2 separate regions of the Homo sapiens genome follow, and region 2 is linked to region 1. Evidence: read pairs that join two places in POLR2A ChIA-PET (ENCODE). Cell type or tissue: A673. All regions are shown on one strand. Links, peaks and the distances in the headings refer to the core of each region. The heading gives the core; the rest is flanking DNA.

What was found. ChIA-PET counts read pairs that join two places held together with the same protein. Peaks named below come from ENCODE experiments on the same cell type or tissue, not always from the same donor. Only the 100,000 strongest peaks of a DNase experiment are listed, where the experiment ranks them.
Region 2: POLR2A ChIA-PET joins it to region 1 with 6 read pairs; 2 of 35 experiments call an interaction of 5 or more read pairs at or near these places.

Annotation. Positions count from the first base shown.
Region 1 is chr3:113,253,918-113,264,417 of GRCh38, reverse strand. All of the region lies in intron 4 of BOC (BOC cell adhesion associated, oncogene regulated), which reads right to left. LOC124909409 (a long non-coding RNA gene) reads left to right here. Exons shown (of 2, transcript XR_007096006.1): 2 at 915-4,653. Among named protein-coding and RNA genes, the nearest start is that of BOC, 48 kb to the right of the region's middle. In A673, for the core only: no CTCF peak of the experiment used is centred there; no DNase peak of the experiment used is centred there; H3K27me3 peaks cover 49 bases.
Region 2 is chr3:113,408,003-113,415,260 of GRCh38, reverse strand. It overlaps CFAP44 (cilia and flagella associated protein 44), which reads left to right. Exons shown (of 35, transcript NM_001164496.2): 7 at 5,939-6,155. The region is part of intron 25 of SPICE1-CFAP44 (SPICE1-CFAP44 readthrough (NMD candidate)); the gene reads left to right. All of the region lies in intron 1 of CFAP44-AS1 (CFAP44 antisense RNA 1), which reads right to left. Among named protein-coding and RNA genes, the nearest start is that of CFAP44-AS1, 7.6 kb to the right of the region's middle. In A673, for the core only: CTCF peaks have their summits at 5,230 and 5,429; a DNase peak (open chromatin) is centred at 5,290; H3K27ac peaks cover 922 bases.

The sequences.
Region 1 (10,500 bases), core at 4,368-6,867:
CAGGTTTCATGGGGAAATGGTTTGACAGGACACCTGCCCTTGCCTGTTGGCTGGTGTGTTTGAGAAATCCATTAGAGGAATGTTTTTGCAGCTTTAATCCTCTTACCTTCCCTCCCCTCGCACCCTTCTTTTGCATCCTCTCTTTGTGCATTTTCCAGCTACTTCATTAACTTGTCCGCATTAATCAAACGCTAGTAGACCCACTTTTGTTTCTCAGCTCCCAACAGGTCAGAAGTCCTGGTCTTTGGGGCCATCTCTGAGTTTACTGACCTTATTTACTTGTCACAGAGCTTTGTGATTTCTGAGAAAGCCCATGATATTTTAGGCTCCATATAGAACCCGGCCCAGTTCCTTCCTTCTGGGAGCTCAGTTTCCAAAGGGAATACGTACACTCTGATACATCACTTCTGTAGGCTGTCTGAACACAGAGGCTACAGGGATGTGTTCAGACACACATCATGTGATGTACTCTGTGTTCTCTTCACATTCAAAGGGCACATCAGGCACAGACCCTTTTGGCTATGGGAAAAACAGAAAGCAAATTAGACTGTCAAAGGTACATAGATGTGGCTGCCATCAGCAGATCACATGTGAAACCGCAAATTGGCACATTTTATCTTGAATGTCTCTTGAATTTCTTTCTCACCACCTTCTAGTCTCTATCTTTCCTTTATTAATAAAAGGCTTGGCAGAGCTATGAATTAAATTACAGTATTTGGTGTATGTTCATGCATTCTCATAACACAAATTGTCAAATATTAATTGTAAGCTTATCCCCCAATTTTCATGGACTTTACGTGTCCAACTACAGGATGTGTTGGGTCTCAGTTAAATGCCCCAGGTGTAATCCATAAACCTATCAATCACTTCCAAGGGAGTTATTCATTCAATCTTCTCCTGCATTCTCCTTTAAGCTGCAAATTGAAGTTCGATTCTGTTTGAAGTAAGAAGAGAAGTAAGACGCCACCATCCGCTGGATGCTTCATGGAGTTACCAATATCCCCATATCCATGAGCTCTGCTGAATGCTTAAAGAAACTTTGGCCTTTTACCCCTGCAGGTACTTCTCATGCACAGTCCTGTCCTACCCTCCTGCCTGTTCCTGGGGATCACAGGACAAGCCTGCATTCCTCTACAGAGGTCTGGATGGGATCCATTAGGTCACGGGGCACCGCATGGGGCTCATGTGGCAATGCTGCCAGGATGACTTAGCAGCCTCAGGGCCACTGGCAGGTTTCTGGACTGATGGATAATTCTATTCCCCAACTGTCACAACCTCCAAGCCTCAACTTGTCCCTGTGGCAGCTTGCTGCATCTGTGGCTAATGCTACAAGGCACAAAGGATTCTGCTCTACTGGAGCACTACTCAGTGGCATGCTGATCCTTTGGTCCTTCCCTGCACCTCAGTCCCTTTTTGAGAGACACCCGAGGTGCAGGAGAAGTAAAGTCACTAAGAGTTTTCTCTGGTTGAGCTTCTGGCTCATGGCTATCAGACAGACTTGGCTGTAGAGTCTGAGAAGACAAAGGGTCCCTGACACTCCTCACTATGTTGCCCCTGGACAATATGGGGGCTCTCCTGTGTCCCAAACTGCTTCATTGATGGACAAAAAGTCCCAACACAATTCTCAACCCCCAAGTCACTTGAGGGACCATAGCTTGGCATGACCCCAAGGTTATTCCTCTGAAATAAAATGATCTGCAAGTGAAACGCCATGGCAGTTTTCTGCTGAGGATGTGGGACAACTACAGAAACAGAAGGCTGGAGCCTCATTGTGCTCTCATGAGGTCAGAAAGCCTGGCACCTGGTGAGTGGTTGGGGTTTACTGTGGGCTGGGCAGGCATCTCAGAAGCCATGCATTTGGGGTAGTGACTAAGTATTTTAGCCCTGGCACATAGACCCCCTGCAGCCCACAAAGCGGGACAAAACCAGCATTTGGTAAAATACCATCCCTCTGGTCATCATTGAGTCATTCATTTAGCAAGCCAGGTGCTGCAGAATTGTCTATTATGCCAAGCACTGCAGAAAATACAAAGAAGAAAAGACATAGCTCCTAACCACAGGGAGCTTTCAATCACATAGACAAGGCAGGACACAATAATTCACAAGCGTGGTGTTCTCCAGCGTAGTCCTCACCACCTCCACCAGCACTCCAGCCTAAGTCAACACTGTAATCTACAGAGACACTTAGAAACACAGTTGGCAGAGTGAGTACTGCTCCTCCCTTTGCAGGCAGGGAGACTGGATAAATATGTTTGCTGTCTTTGGGATTTTTTTCTGCCTGTCCAATTGCACAAATAATTTTGGCTCCCAAGCTCTCTCCTGACAACCATGGAAACATGACATGAAATTTCTCAAACACACTTTCTGATGAAAGCAAGGCATGCTCTTTTTTATTTAAAGAAAACAGTTTCCATGGGGAGGAAGAAGAAGAATTAAAAAAAAAAACAAACCTTTGTAGATGCCAAGCACATTAGTTGTTAAATCTTGTTTCTTTCTTTTCCTTTCAGTTGAGGTGGGATTTACACCCAGATTTGAGCAGTGGAAGAAAGCTGGGATTGGGGAAGAGATGAAAGAGACTGGGGGATGAGGGCTGAAAATCAAAGTCAAGACAGGAGAGAGAAATCTGGGGGTGGGCAGGAGGGGAAAGCAGGCCAGAAGGGAGGAGTGGGAGAGGAAGAAGGAGAGAGACTAAAAAGAACCTATTTTGCAATGTCATTAAATGATTTGCAATGAATTGGCCTGAGGCTTCAGGAATTTCTTGGCTTGAACCAATTAAAAATACTTCATTTTTAAAAAAGACATAAGAGAACGAGAAATGCGATTAATCCTCAAAGACAAGTCAAGGATGGAGCCATGTCTCCACTGGGTCTGGCAGCCAGATGAACACAGATGTCTGGTCTGTAGACCATCTCATCTACCCGACTTCAGGGCCGCTCTGAGGTAGGGCTGGTTAGCAGAACTGGGGAGTTTCTTTTGGACTAGATGAAGGAATGAAATAGTTAGAAAAAAAATATACTGAAGAAAGAGCAGAAGGAAAAAAAGATTTACTTGCCAGCAACCCACATCACACATATTTCTCTGATCAACCAAATACAAACTATAAACTTAGCAGTGGGAAAATTAATGTGAGTCCTGGTGGTCTGGACTCATCAGAGCCAGAGCTGGATCCTGGCACAGGCTTTGGAAGGGCTGGCAGCCTGTGCAAGAAGAGAGGGAGGAGAGAAAGCGGAGGCTGAGGAGCTGAGAGAAAGAATGGGGATGAGCACTTTGGTGTGGCTGTGATGAACAGAACTCCAGGTGGGAGAGACGGGGCAGTGGGGCCTGCTTTTTCTTCCCACACACCTGGAAACTGCATACTCCCATCAGCCTCGGTGGCACCAATCCCATCCACCCACTCCAAAATGCCCCTTGAGGTATATGTGAGGACAGTGGTCCCCAACCTTTTTGGCATCAGGGACGGGTTTCATGGAAGACAATTTTTCCATGGACCATGGGTGGGGAGACTGGGGGGGATGGTTTTGGGATAAAACTGTTCCACCTCAAATCAATAGACATTAGTTAGATTCTCATAAGGGGCGCACAACCTCCTAAATCCCTCGCATGCACAGTTCACAGTAGGGTTCACCCTCTAATGGTGAACCCTATTCTATTGAATGGTGAAAACCTGTTCTGTTCTGTTCTGTTCTGTTCTGTTCTTTCTGTTCTGTTCTGTTCTGTTCTGTTCTGTTCTGTTCTGTTCTGTTCTGTTCTATTCTATTCTAATAGAATCTAATGCCACTGCTGATCTGACAGGAGGTGGTGTTCAGATGGTAATGCTTGCTGGTCCACCGCTCACCTCCTGCTGTGTGACCCTGTTCCTAACAGGCCATGCACCACCATGGAACGGTACTGGTCTGCTGCCTGGGGGTTGGGGACCCCTGTGTTAGGTCATGGAGCCAAATTCACTGGCATCTCCCTGAGGTTCCAGAATTTCCTCCAAACATCTCAGTTTCTTTCCAATGTTGTTTTATGCTTCTGACATTCATCAATTTTTCTAAGTCTTTCTTGAATCCATTTGTATCTTCAACCTCTTTGTATCCTGAGTCCCTGCTTTATCCTTTCTTATATACTTCTTGAAAACTTTAAATATATCAGAATTTGAAAAGGAAATTCAGAAATTGTTAATTTACCCTGTGTATGCCCTTTTTCATCTTCTAGACCTCAAACATGTTTTATCTGGGAGTCTTCCTCTTTCATGACATTCACAGAAGGCCTATGGTGTGCCAGGCCCCGTGGACAGCACTGTGGACACAGATGCATAATAACAGTTCCTACCCTCCAGATAGAGAGGCAAGAAAGGGCTGTGGAAGCAAACCCAAGGTACTAAGGAAGCCGGGAAGAGAACCTACTCTAGACTTGGAAGTTGAAGGGGTCAAGAAACATTCCTAGAGAAGATACCTGAGTCTTGAAAACTGAGAAGGAATTAGTAACCCAACAGAGGTGGGAACTTTCTGAGGACGGAGATGGAGAGGAAGATGCTGCCAGCTGAGGGACCACCATTCTGAAAGCTAGGAGAAAGTGCGCGATGGAAAGTGGGCCTGAGGGAAAGGCTGTAAGCACCTCACTATTAATCACAATTCTCCCTATAGGAAAATAAATGCTGTTTCTACTTCAGCAAGTTTTTTTCCTTTTGTTTACATTTTTTCTCATTATGAAGTGATCATCCTTTAATTTGGATGTGAACACTACGTCTATTTGCAGGACAGACTCACTGTTCTATAGAGCTCAAGATTATTACCAGACTCCAAAAATGGCTGAAAGTCTAAAAACAAAGTCAAAGTAGAAATTGCTCAACTTTTCCACACACACACGAGAAACAGGGGATGCTGAGGTGTGAAGCTGTTTTTAAAAAATGAGGGAACCAAGGACTCATTTGCTCTCTTGGTTTTCTTTTTTGTTCTAAAGAAAGCATCTTGCACCATGCTCCTTAAAGGAGTCCAGTGATTTCAAGCCGGCAAATCAATCTTTCCCTTGGCTTCTGGTGCAAAAGGCTCCTCAAACTGTGTTTTGGCTCACTGAATCAACATACTACACAGCCCTTCCCTTTTCTCTTAGCTTAGAAAATGAACCCAGTATTGTATTTAAGCATTTGGCTGTGAGTGCAAAGAATGAATTGAGGACAAGGGTGGAGTGGGTTAAGAGTCCTTAAGGGTGTCCTTGGTAGAAGATGCACTATGAACCTGAGGTCTGTTTGGTAAATAGTGACCTCTGATAAATATAGAATGGGACTCCTGGCTGTTTGGGGCAGACATTTGCTGCCAAGATGCTCTGAGCAGAACTTACACCACGGATCTGTCTGGGTACTTGCACCAGGGCTAATAGGACTAGTGTAGCCAATGCCATTTGAAGATTTCACCAGAATATCAGGGATAATTCTAGTGAGCTATTAATTTCTGCCTGCATCCAGTAGAAAACAGAAAGCGTTGATGTAACTTTGTCCTAAAGCTATAAGGTATTCCTTATTCATTTCCTATTAAGATGCTCAAGTTGCTCAGGCACCTTTTAGATCTCAGCCATCTTTCAATAATTTTCTTGCCCAAGTGTCAAAGTAAAATACACATAACTTATGGTATGGAACAACTAAATTTCAAGCTGGCTCTCCTTTTCCAACTCCATTCCCCTGTGTGGAGCTGTCTCTGTCTCTCCCAGCCAAAGCAGGCTCACACTCTGCCCCAGCTGCAAATCTCCTTCCCCTCCTGGGGCAGCTTAGGAAGCCACCTGTGTTTTCTTTCCCTACAACCCTTCTCACTGCCATCCCTTCATCCCAAAGCAAAAAGCTTGTACAGGATTCCCTGATGCCCAAGCCAACACATAAATGTTTTTCCAATTTGGAGCGAATGGCTCCTCCTGTTTTGTCAGGGAGTCACTGGCTAACTGAACCAGACGGGGGCGGAAGTGGGGAGTACTGGAAAAAACACTCTAAGTTTCTTTCTTAATCAGAAAATGTTCATACCCAAAGAGAAAAGAGATGAGAAACAGTTAAGAAATGGGGTGAGCGGGGAACAGGATGGAGAGAGAGAGACAATCACCTGGTGGCTAGATTAAGAATTCGATTGAGCTCACCATGGAAATATCTCACTATGGAAATAAAACTTTCTATGGCAGTATCGGTGCCATCCGAGAAACTGAACTGGGCCTAGGTCTGAATACACAATGTTAAGAGCTGAATTTGGTTTTTAAAGGTCTGAGAAAGGTATGTGAGGACTCAGAAATTAAAAATCAAGGTTGTCTTGTACACATTCTTCAAGGCTCAACTGCTGAGTCTTCCGCAATCCCCTGAAATGGAAATGAATCCTTGCTAGCCTCCGAGCTCCCATTAAAATCTGTTCACATTTCTGGCGGGCAACTCATGGGGCTGGCTTGCTTTATGACTAATGTGTTAACAAAGTCCACCTTCTCCATTAGACTGAGAGATGTTCAATGGCCAGGACCAGATCTTACTGTGCTCTGTTAGAAATTCTAAATGTTCCCAATTCTTAGGGCACCAACCTCCAAAACATCCAAATATAGGAGTCAGCACTGGAGAATGAGTGCTTTGCTGTTTTTCAAGTGGGACTCATGAATTTTGGTCTTGCCTTATTTAATAGAAGCCTTTAGAAATAGAATGCATTAAGTTGTAAGGTATTGAGGACAAAATTAAATTAAAGAGGTAGATTGTTAATTGTAGTAAGAAAATATATTCTGGGAAGAAAATTATAATGACTGTTGGAAATGAAAGATAAATTATTTTATTAATTGAGTTCTTGCTTGCTTGTTTCTTCTCTCATCCTCTCCACCCCTACACTTCACAGAGGAGTTGAGAAAAAAAAATCTTGAGAAAAAATCAAGACATAGGTTTTATATATATATTTAAAAATCAAGACTAGGGGAAAATTAGGAAAGGATAGTCTTAATAAGATAGCCCAAATTAAACCACAATTTTGCTCTGAGACACCTGTGGCCAAAGAGAATCCAAACAATATGCCTCTGCCAAGGTGAGAGGACTTCATGAAGCTGTTTCTGCAACCAGTGAATGCATCTCTGGTAGGGGCTGGGGCAACAGGGTCTCTGTGTCTGCATCTTCCAATGGTCAGCTCCACCCAAGGTTGAAATCCAAAGCATCCAGAGGTTTGAATGGAGCTCATGGCTCCATAAAGGTTAAGGAATAACCATTGTCCTGGCAGCGTGGAAACATCTCCGTCTAAAGGTGCCATTAATGATTCTGGGAGCTGGACTTAGGGAGAATCTAATTTCTTCACATTGTCTCCAAAGAGACATATTCCAAAAGAACTCCAGGCAGGTGGTGTATTTCAGGTGGACAGTAGGGGACTGTGATGGTTAATTTCATGTGTCAACTTTGCTAGACAATCTTTTACTTTGAGAAAATAATTACCCTCCCTAGTGGGGATAGGCCTCATTTGATCATTGAGGGTATTAATAGCAAAGACATGTTTTCCAGAGAAGAACACAACACAGAAAATATGCCTGAGTTTCCTGCTTTTACCCTAAGACTGCAATATCAATTCTTACCTGAATCTACAGCCTGCATGAGCTAACTCTTTAAAATAAATCTTTGTATAATATATAATTATACATATACAAAATTAAATATATTATACATATATATATACACACACACACACATATATGTATTATTGGTTCTGCTTCTCTGGAGAACCCTAATACAGAGATAAAGGAAGCTAGAAATATTTTAAGAAAGAAATCGCTACAATGGTCCTTAATGGACTATGGACTATTCTAGTTCACAGTCAGAACCTAGGTGACCTTAGTGAAGTGTGTGATGGGAATTAGCGGTTAGGGGAGCTGAGCAAAGAGACATAGCTTCTGTTTGTAAGATTCACCATGCTGAAGGCCAGGGTCAGCCCAGCCTGTCAGTGCAAAACAACAGCTGTCTGTATACGGCAGCAGTTGAGTGGGCAGCAGTGAACCCACAGGAGCATCAGTGAGCAGCTCTGCGGGCTACACTGACAATGCACCATGACACCGTGGCTGCTCCTGAAGGCGGCTGGGGTGGGAATCTGAGTTAGAGAGCACATGTATATAAGGAACTAAGAAAGTCACAGGAATGGGTTAGTTCTCTCTTTATAAGAAGCCAGCCCTCTATTGGTTCTGGTTATGACTGGAAGCTCTGCCACCCTCTGGACTGTCTTCCTAAGGGTCACTCCCAGAATGGAACTGGGCAGTACAGGGCTGGACACGGGCTTTAGAGCCTCCAGAAAGGAGACACTCCAGAAATGTTTGACAACCACATGGGCGAACAAATAAAGCCTGGGATTTCTAAAATGCTCTCAAATACTAATATTATACATTCTCCCATTTATCCTCAAAAAACCCATGAGACTGGTGATGTAATTACTGTGTTCATTTCACAGCTGTGGCAGTCAGTCTAAAGACCAAGTGATTTGCTCAAAGTCATGGAACACTTAAATGGCAGAGCTAAGGCTTAAACCCAGAATTTAAAAATTTTTTTTAGCTTCTTGTTTTTTCCATTATACCAGTTTGGCCCTTCATTTTATTCATGGGTTAAATTAAATTATGGTAACAAAGGGCCCCTGGTCACTTTGGACATTTTCTCAAAGTCAGAGATTCATGAGGTTGAGTGGCGAGGGGGACTCCTTCCTTTCTTGTCAGCCACCTTGCCTGCTGATCTCTGATGCCAGAGACAGGACCATTCAGGAGTATATGCCTGGCCTTGGCGCTAGGAGGCCTTAAGGAGCGGTGACCGATCTGTTCTCAATTATACCGGCTGCAGCTTAAGACTTCACATTAACTTGAGGACTAAAATTCCCAAGTTTAGAATTATAGGTAGCTACCTGGTTACCACCTGTTTTATTTCCAGCTACCAGTGGGACCTAGGGATGATGGGAGAATTGGGAGAATAAAATTATCAAAAAATCTTAAAAGTTAAAAATAAACAATTATTAATGGTTGACTGTTAGAGGTAAGGGATTGAGAACAGCTTTTCCACTGCCAGCTCTGATGAGTCGGTTGTGACTCCTTGCCATACTGTGTTGAGAACAGGCCTGAGGTGGAACTCAGGGTCCAGTAAGAAGGAGTGGAGTGCTCCCTGGCAGGGTCTGCTGTTGGTTCAGGAGCAGACTGGGAACAGCTGAGCTGTGTAGAGCGGTTGGCTGCCTGGTGTGAGGCTTGTGAAAAGGGAAAGGGAAGTGAAAGGAAGGAGTTCAAAGTTAAAAGCATTTCAAAAACCAAGAATTAGACAAGATGATCTGAAGCAGGGCATTGGCAGCAAGAAAGTTTTTCTTTTTTTTTTAAAGTTTAGGTTAAATAGGAAATAAAAAACTCTTCAGAGGACAGCGAGATGGGCACCTCCACAGAGCATGCAGCAGCCATTACCCACATGGCCAGGACAACCTGGGGTGGAGGGAGGGAGAGAGTGCAGGTGAGACTCTTCAGTTGATTTGACCTCTGGCTCCATTTTACCGAAAATCAAAAGATGATGTCACCTGGTCAGGGTGAAGTACAAGTGGACCCTCCAGCTTCCAACACTGGACCAGAAAATTATTCTGCTAGAGGCCTCCCCTCCACCCCTGAATCCTCAAGCCTGGTCCTAAGCCCCATGACCTATAGCCCCATGACCCTTCTAAAGGGTGGATGCAGGAGGTGGCATCTTGCCAGGTAGGCCAGACAGCAACTGCTTTGTGCGAGGATGAACATGGGACAGCGTGGAGAAGAGGCCAGAGGAAAAGGAAGCCTACCATGCTGAGTGTGTGTGGGTGTGCATGCGTGTGCACCGGCACGCCGCTGCCCAGTCTTTCCTCTAAATGCAGACCGTGCCTTCGGTAATCCCGTCTACCACTTGGCCTCCCTCATACATCAGCCAACCAGCAAAACACAGCCCCTATTCTGCTCAGGAATGTGCTTTCAGAAACTTAATCTACTGCTGCGTCTGGGCCAGATCCCCTAATGGCATTAACCCAAAGACAGCACCCCTTTCACTTGCCCCCACCCACCTTCCCGCCACCTCGTTGCTGCCTCCTCCAAGCTTTGCAGTTCCACTCCACCAACTCCCTCTTTTTCATGACACAGCCCCCCATGCCTGCTCTCTCAACTTTCAGCACTTCTTCTTTCTAGTCAGGCCCAAACATTTTGCCTTCTGATTCATGTCTAAATGACAAGCCAATAGTTCTTGGCTTTCAAATAAGCCCAGCTCGGCTTCTGCACAAGCCCCTTCTTCTCTTACTGTGCCTTCTTGGGTTGCAACCAAACACTTCCCTTTGTCCTTTCTGCCAACCACAGATCCCCTCAAGCACCAGAGGAAGAAGCAGCCAGGAATATTTTTAAAATGAAGGCTAATAAATTGTCTCTCCTCACACAGATACACCTTGAAGCAGAAGGAAGGCTCCAAGATAAATCTTCCACTCTCCAACTCTCCCTTTCCCAAACAATAAAAGGTTCAGCCTGGCTCCTAATTAGGCCAAATGAATGGTTATGGTCTTGAGT
Region 2 (7,258 bases), core at 3,896-6,395, 150 kb before region 1:
GGAAGAAGGAAGAGAAGAATCAAATAGATGCAATAAAAAGTAATAAAGGGTAAATCACCACTGAACCCACAGAAATACAGACTACCATCAGAGAATACCATAGATACCTCTATGCAAATAAACTAGAAAATCTAGAAGAAATGGATAAATTCCTGGATGCATACACCCTACCAAGGCTAAACCAGAAAGAAGTTGAATCCCTGAATAGACCAATAACATGCTCTGAAATTGAGGCAGTAATTAATAGCCTACCAACCAAAAAAAACTCCAGGACCAGATAGATTCACAGCAGAATTCTACTAGAAATACAAAGAGGAGCTGGTACCATTCCTTCTGAAACTATTCCAGACATTTGAAAAGGAGAGACTCCTTCCTAACTCATTTTACGAAGCCAGCATCATCCTGATACCAAAACCGGAAAGAGACATAACAAAAAAAAGAAAACCTCAGGCCAATATCCCTGATGAACATCGATGCAAAAATCTTCAATAAAATACTGGCAAACCAAATCCAGCAGCACATCGAAAAACGTATCCACCATGATCACGCCGCCTTCATCCCTGGTATGCAAGGCTGGTTCAACATACACAGATCAATAAACGTAATCCATCACATAAACAGAACCAAAGACAAAAACCACATGATTATCTCAATAGATGCAGAAAAGGCCTTCAACAAAATTTAACATCCCTTCATTTCAAAAACTCTCAATAAACTAGGTATTGATGGAATATATCTTAAAATAATAAGTGCTATTTATGACAAACCCACAGCCAATATCATATTGAATGGGCAAAAGTTGGAAGCATTCTCTTTGAAAACTGGTACAAGACAAGGATGCCCTCTCTCACCACTCCTATTCAACATAGTATTGGAAGTTCTGGACAGGGAAATCAGGCAAGAGAAAGAAATGAAGCGTATTCAAATAGGAAGAGAGGAAGTCAAGTTGTCACTGTTTGCAGATGACATGACTTTATATTTAGAAAACCCCATCATCTCAGCCCAAAATCTCCTTAAGCTGATAAGCAACTTCAGCAAAGTCTCAGGATACAAAATCAATGTGCAAAAATCACAAGCATTCCTATACATCAACAATAGACAAGCAGAGAGCCAAATCATGAATGAACTTCCATTCACAATCACTACAAAGAGAATAAAATACCTAGGAATACAACTAACAAGGGATGTGAAGGACCTCTTCAAGGAGAACTACAAACCACTGCTCAAGGAAGTAAGAGAGGACACAAACAAACGGAAAAACATTCATGCTCATGGATAGAAAGAATCAATGTTGTGAAAATGGCCATACTGCCCAAAGTAATTTATAGATTCAATGCTATTCCCATCAAACTACCATTAGCATTCTTCACAGAATTAGAAAAAGTGATTTTAAGTTTCACGTGGAATCAAAGAAGACCCCATACAGTCAAGACAGTCCTAAGCAAAAAGAACAAAGCTGGAGGCATCACACTACCTGACTTCAAACTATACTACAAGGCTACAGTAAACAAAACAGCATGGTACTGGTACCAAAACAGACATATAGACCAATGGAGCAGAACAGAGACCTCAGAAATAACACCACACATCTGATCTTTGGCAAACCTGACAAAAACAAGCAACGGGGAAAGGATTTCCTATTCAGTAAGTGGTGCTGGGAAAAGTGGCTAGTCAAATGCAGGAAACTGAGACTGGACCTCTTCCTTACACCTTATACAAAAATTAACTCAAGATGGATTAAAGACTTAAATGTAAAATCCAAAACCATAAAAACCCTAGAAGAAAACCTAGGCAATACCATTCAGGACATAGGCATGGGCAAAGACTTCATGACAAAAAAGCCAAAAGCAATTGCAACAAAAGCCAAAATTGACAAAAGAGAGTTAATTAAACTAAAGAGCTTCTGCACAGCAAAATAAACTATCATTAGAGTGAACAAGCAACCTACAGAGAGGGAGAAAATTTTTGCAATCTACCCATCTGACAAAGGTCTAATATCCAGAATTTACAAGGAACTTAAACATGTTTACAAGAAAAAAAAATTCCATCAAAAAGTGGGCAAAGGATATGAACAGATACTTCTCAAAAGAATACATCTATGCAGCCAACAAGCATATGAAAAAAAGCTCAACATCACTGATCATCAGAGAAATGCAAATCAAAACTACAATGAGATACCATCTCATGCCAGTCAGAATGGCAATTATTAAAAAGTCAGGAAACAGTAGATGCTGGCGAGGCTCTGGAGAAATAGGAATGCTTTTACACTTTTGGTGGGAATGTAAATTAATTCAACCATTGTTGAAGACAGTATGGCGATTCCTCAAGGATCTACAACCAGAAATGCCATTTGACCCAGCAATACCATTACTGGTTATATACCCAAAGGAATATAAATCATTCTGCTGTAAAGAGACATGCACACGTATGTTTATTACAACACTATTTACAATAGCAAAGACGTGGAACCAACCCAAGTGCCCATCAATGATAGACTGGATGAAGAAAATGTGGTACATATACATCATGGAATACTATGTAGCCATAAAAAGGAATGAGATCATGTCCTCTGCAGGGACATGGATGAAGCTGGAAGCCATCATCCTCAGCAAACTAACACAGGAACAGAAAACCAAATGCTGTGTGTTCTGACTCATAAATGGGAGTTGAAGATTGAGAACACATGGACACAGAGAGGGGAACAACACACACCAGGGCCTGTTGGGGGGTGGGGGTGAGGGGAAGGAACTTAGAGGACAGGTCAATAGGTGCAGCAGACCACCATGGCACACATATACCTATGTAACAAACTTGCACGTTCTGCACATGTATCTTTTTTTTTTTAGAAGAAATAAAAGAGATATATTTAATGGAATTGTCATGGAAAAGGGGTCCCGATCCAGACCCCAAGAGAGGGTTCTTAGACCTTGTGCAAGAAATAATTTGAGGTGAATCCATAGAGTAAAATGAAAACAAGTTTATTAAGCTGAGACGATGGGGTTTTCTAATATACAACCATGTCATCTGCAAACAGGGACAATTTGAGTTCCTCTTTTCCTAATTGAATTCCTTTTATTTCTTTCTCTTGCCTGATTGCCCGGCCAGAACTTCCAACACTGTGTTGAATAGGAGTGGTGAGAGAGGGCATCCCTGTCTTGTGCCAGTTTTCAAAGGGAATGCTTCCAGTTTTTGCCCATTCAATATGATATTGGCTGTGGGTTTGTCATGAATAGCTTAAGCTGATAAGCAACTTCAGCAAAGTCTCAGGATACAAAATCAGTGTGCAAAAATCACAAGCATTCTTATACACCAATAACAGACAGAGAGCCAAATCATGAGTGAACTCCCATTCACAATTGCTTCAAAGAGAATAAAATACCTAGGAATCCAACTTACAAGGGATGTGAAGGACCTCTCCAAGGAGAACTACAAACCACTGCTCAATGAATTAAAAGAGGACACAAACAAATGGAAGAACATTCCATGCTCATGGATAGGAAGAATCAATATCATGAACATGGCCATACTGCCCAAGGTAATTTATAGATTCAATGCCATCCCCATCAAGCTACCAATGACTTTCTTCATAGAATTGGAAAAAACTACCTTAAAGTTCATATGGAACCAAAAGGCCACATTGCCAAGACAATCCTAAGCCAAAAGAACAAAGCTGGAGGTATCATGCTACCTAACTTCAAACTATACTACAAGGCTACAGTAACCAAAACAGCATGGTACTGGTACTAAAACAGATATATAGACCAATGGAGCAGAACAGAGCCCTCAGAAATAATACCACACATCTACAACCATCTGATCTTTGACAAACCTGACAAAAACAAGAAATGGGGAAAGGATTCCCTATTTAATAAATGGTGCTGGGAAAACTGGCTAGCCATATGTAGAAAGCTGAAACTGGATCCCTTCCTTACACCTTATACAAAAATTAATTCAAGATGGATTAAAGACTTAATTGTTAGACCTAAAACCATAAAAACCCTAGAAGAGAACCTAGGCAACACCATTCAGGAAATAGGCATGGGCAAGGACTTCATGTGTAAAACACCAAAAGCAATGGCAACAAAAGCCAAAATTGACAAATGGGATCTAATTAAACTAAAGAGCTTCTGCACAGCAAAAGAAACTACCATCAGAGTGAACAGGCAACTTACAGAATGGGAGAAAATTTTTGCAATCTACTCATCTGACAAAGGGCTAATATCCAGAATCTCCAAAGAACTCAAACAAATTTACAAGAAAAAAACAACCCCATCAAAAAGTGGGTGAAGGATATGAACAGACACTTCTCAAAAGAAGACATTTATGTAGCCAACAGACAAAATGAAAAAATGCTCATCATCACTGGCCATCAGAGAAATGCAAATCAAAACCACAATGAGATACCATCTCACACCAGTTAGAATGGTGATCATTAAAAAGTCAGGAAACAACAGATGCTGGAGAGGATGTGGAGAAATAGGAATGCTTTTACACTACTGGTGGGAGTGTAAATTAGTTCAACCATTGTGGAAGACAGTGTGGTGATTCCTCAAGGATCTACAACTAGAAATACCATTTGACCCAGCCATCCCATTACTGGGTATATACCCAAAGGATTATAAATCATGCTACTATAAAGACACATGCACATGTATGTTCATTGTGGCACTATTCACAATAGCAAAGACCTGGAACCAACCCAAATGTCCATCAATGATAGACGGGATTAAGAAAATGTGGCACATATAACCATGGAATACTATGCAGCCATAAAAAAGGATGAGTTCATGTCCTTTGCAGGGACATGGGTGAAGCTGGAAACCATCATTCTGAGCAAACTATTGCAAGGACAAAAAACCAAACACTGCATGTTCTCACTCATAGGTGGGAATTGACCAATGAGAACACTTGGACACAGGAAGGGGAACATCACACACCGGGGCCTGTCGTGGGGTGGGAGAGGGGGTAGGGATAGCATTAGGAGATATACCTAATGTAAATGTTGAGTTAATGGGTGAAGCACACCAACATGACACATGTATACATATGTAACAAACCTGCACGTTGTGCACATGTACCCTAGAACTTAAAGTATAATAAAAAAAAAAGAAAACAAGTTTATTAAGAAAGTAAAGGAATAAAAGAATGGCTACTCCATAGGCAGAGCAGTGGCTTGGGCTGCTTGGCTGAGAATACTCATAGTTATTCTTGATTATATGCTAAACAAGGAGTCGATTATTCATGAGGTTTCCGGACAGGAAACGGGTGGGCAATTCCTGGAACTTAGGGTTCCTCCCTTTTTAGGCCATATAAGGTAACTTACTGATGTGGCCATGGTATTTATAAACTGTCATGGTGCTGGTGGGAGTATCCTTAACATATTAATGCATTATAATTAGCATATAATGAGTAGTGAGGACGACCAGAGGTCGCTTTCATCACCATCTTGATTCTGGTGGGTTTTGGCCAGCATATTTACCACATCCTGTTTTATCAGTTGGGTCTTTTGACCTGTATCTTGTGCCAACCACCTATCTGATCTGGTGAGTTAGAAAGCCCAACCTCCTGGGAATGCAGCCCAGTAGGTCTCAGCCTCATTTTACCCAGCTCCTATTCCAGATGGAGTCACTCTGGTTTTAATGTTTCTGACACTGCTATCTAATATGCGTTTGTGTTTCTCCCCAAGTCATAAAATGGAATATGTTCTCAAAGTGTTTTTCTCATGCAATATGTGATTAAGACTTCTTTACCCTCCCCTTTCATATAACATAATTCATTCTAAAGCCAAAGATGGAGAATGTTTTTGGAATTGTTCCTTTAGGGTATTCTTGGCATTCTTACATCACCATGGGCTGACTCCCTCTCTTTTTTTTACAATATGTTTTTGAAAATGAAATAAATGTGTCCTTATTTATTAGGCTTCCATTTATCCTTCCAGATGGGACTGAGAAGGGATATGCTTATGTGGACTTTAACTACAGCGGTAACTTGCTGGCCTCTGTTGGTAGTAACCCTGACTACACACTGACTATCTGGAACTGGAAAGAAGAACAACCCATACTAAGGACAAAAGCTTTTTCTCAGGAAGTTTTTAAGGTTACTTTCAATCCTGATAAGGAAGAGCAGCTTACTACATCGGGATCAGGCCACATCAAGTAGGTTGGGTAACCAATAGAGGTGCCAGTAGATATCACAGGAGTATTTTTCTAAGAGGATCTAAGAGCTGGAGACTTTTTTTTTTTTTTTTTTTTTTTGCTGTTTTGGTTAACATTAGAATTATTTAAAAATATGTTATTTTAAAAGCTAACTAGTAATGCACCTTTTCTAATTAGATATGTGGGATTTTATTTCTGCAAACAGCATAGATAAAATAAGGGCTTTTTTTTTTTTTTTTTTTGAAATGGAGTTTCGCTTTTGTTGCCCAGGCTGGAGTGCAATGGCATGATCTCAGCTCACTGCAACCTCCGCCTCCTGGGTTCAAGCGATTCTCCTGCCTCAGCCTCCTGAGTAGCTGGGACTACAGGCACCCACCACAACGCTTGGCTAATTTTGTATTTTTAGTAGAGTTGGGTTTCTCCGTGTTGGTCAGGCTGGTCTCGAACTCCTGACCTCATGTGATCCACCCGCCTCAGCCTCCCAAAGTGCTGGGATTGCAGGCGTAAGCCACTGTGCCCAGCCAAATAAGGATTTTTAAATATAGCCTGCTGCCTTCTTATAGGCTCCACCTCCTAAAAGAGTTTATGTAGTGTCTTAATAACTAACATTGGGATGGTATTTCCAAATTCATACTGAGCTTTCACATCCACTACTGAATTTCTTTTTTGTAGCAACTCAGTCTTCATCTGTAAAACAAGAATTATCACACTATCATTCCTGACAAGGAACACTCAATACGAAACAGTGGCAGAACCTACTCTTGATCTTAGGTCTTGCTCCAAACTCCATGCTCTTTTCATTATATCATACCCTCGTCTATTTCCGGGATGGAATGATCTTGTCTTTCTCTCTCTTTCTTCCACTTTGTCTCATGCATTTGCGTAACAATCTTCTACCACCCCAGAGCTTCCCATAACTTGATTATCAGTGTCTCTAAGAGAAAGACATTTTTATCCATCCTGACTTCCTCTTGTCTCAATTTAAATCTGGTCTTTTTGTTATTCATTTATTAGAAATATAGACTAATTGAGCAGATTTTTAATTGTAATCTTTGGGGAATTGTCAAATAACCTTCTGCTAGCTATATGTGAAAATTTTCCAA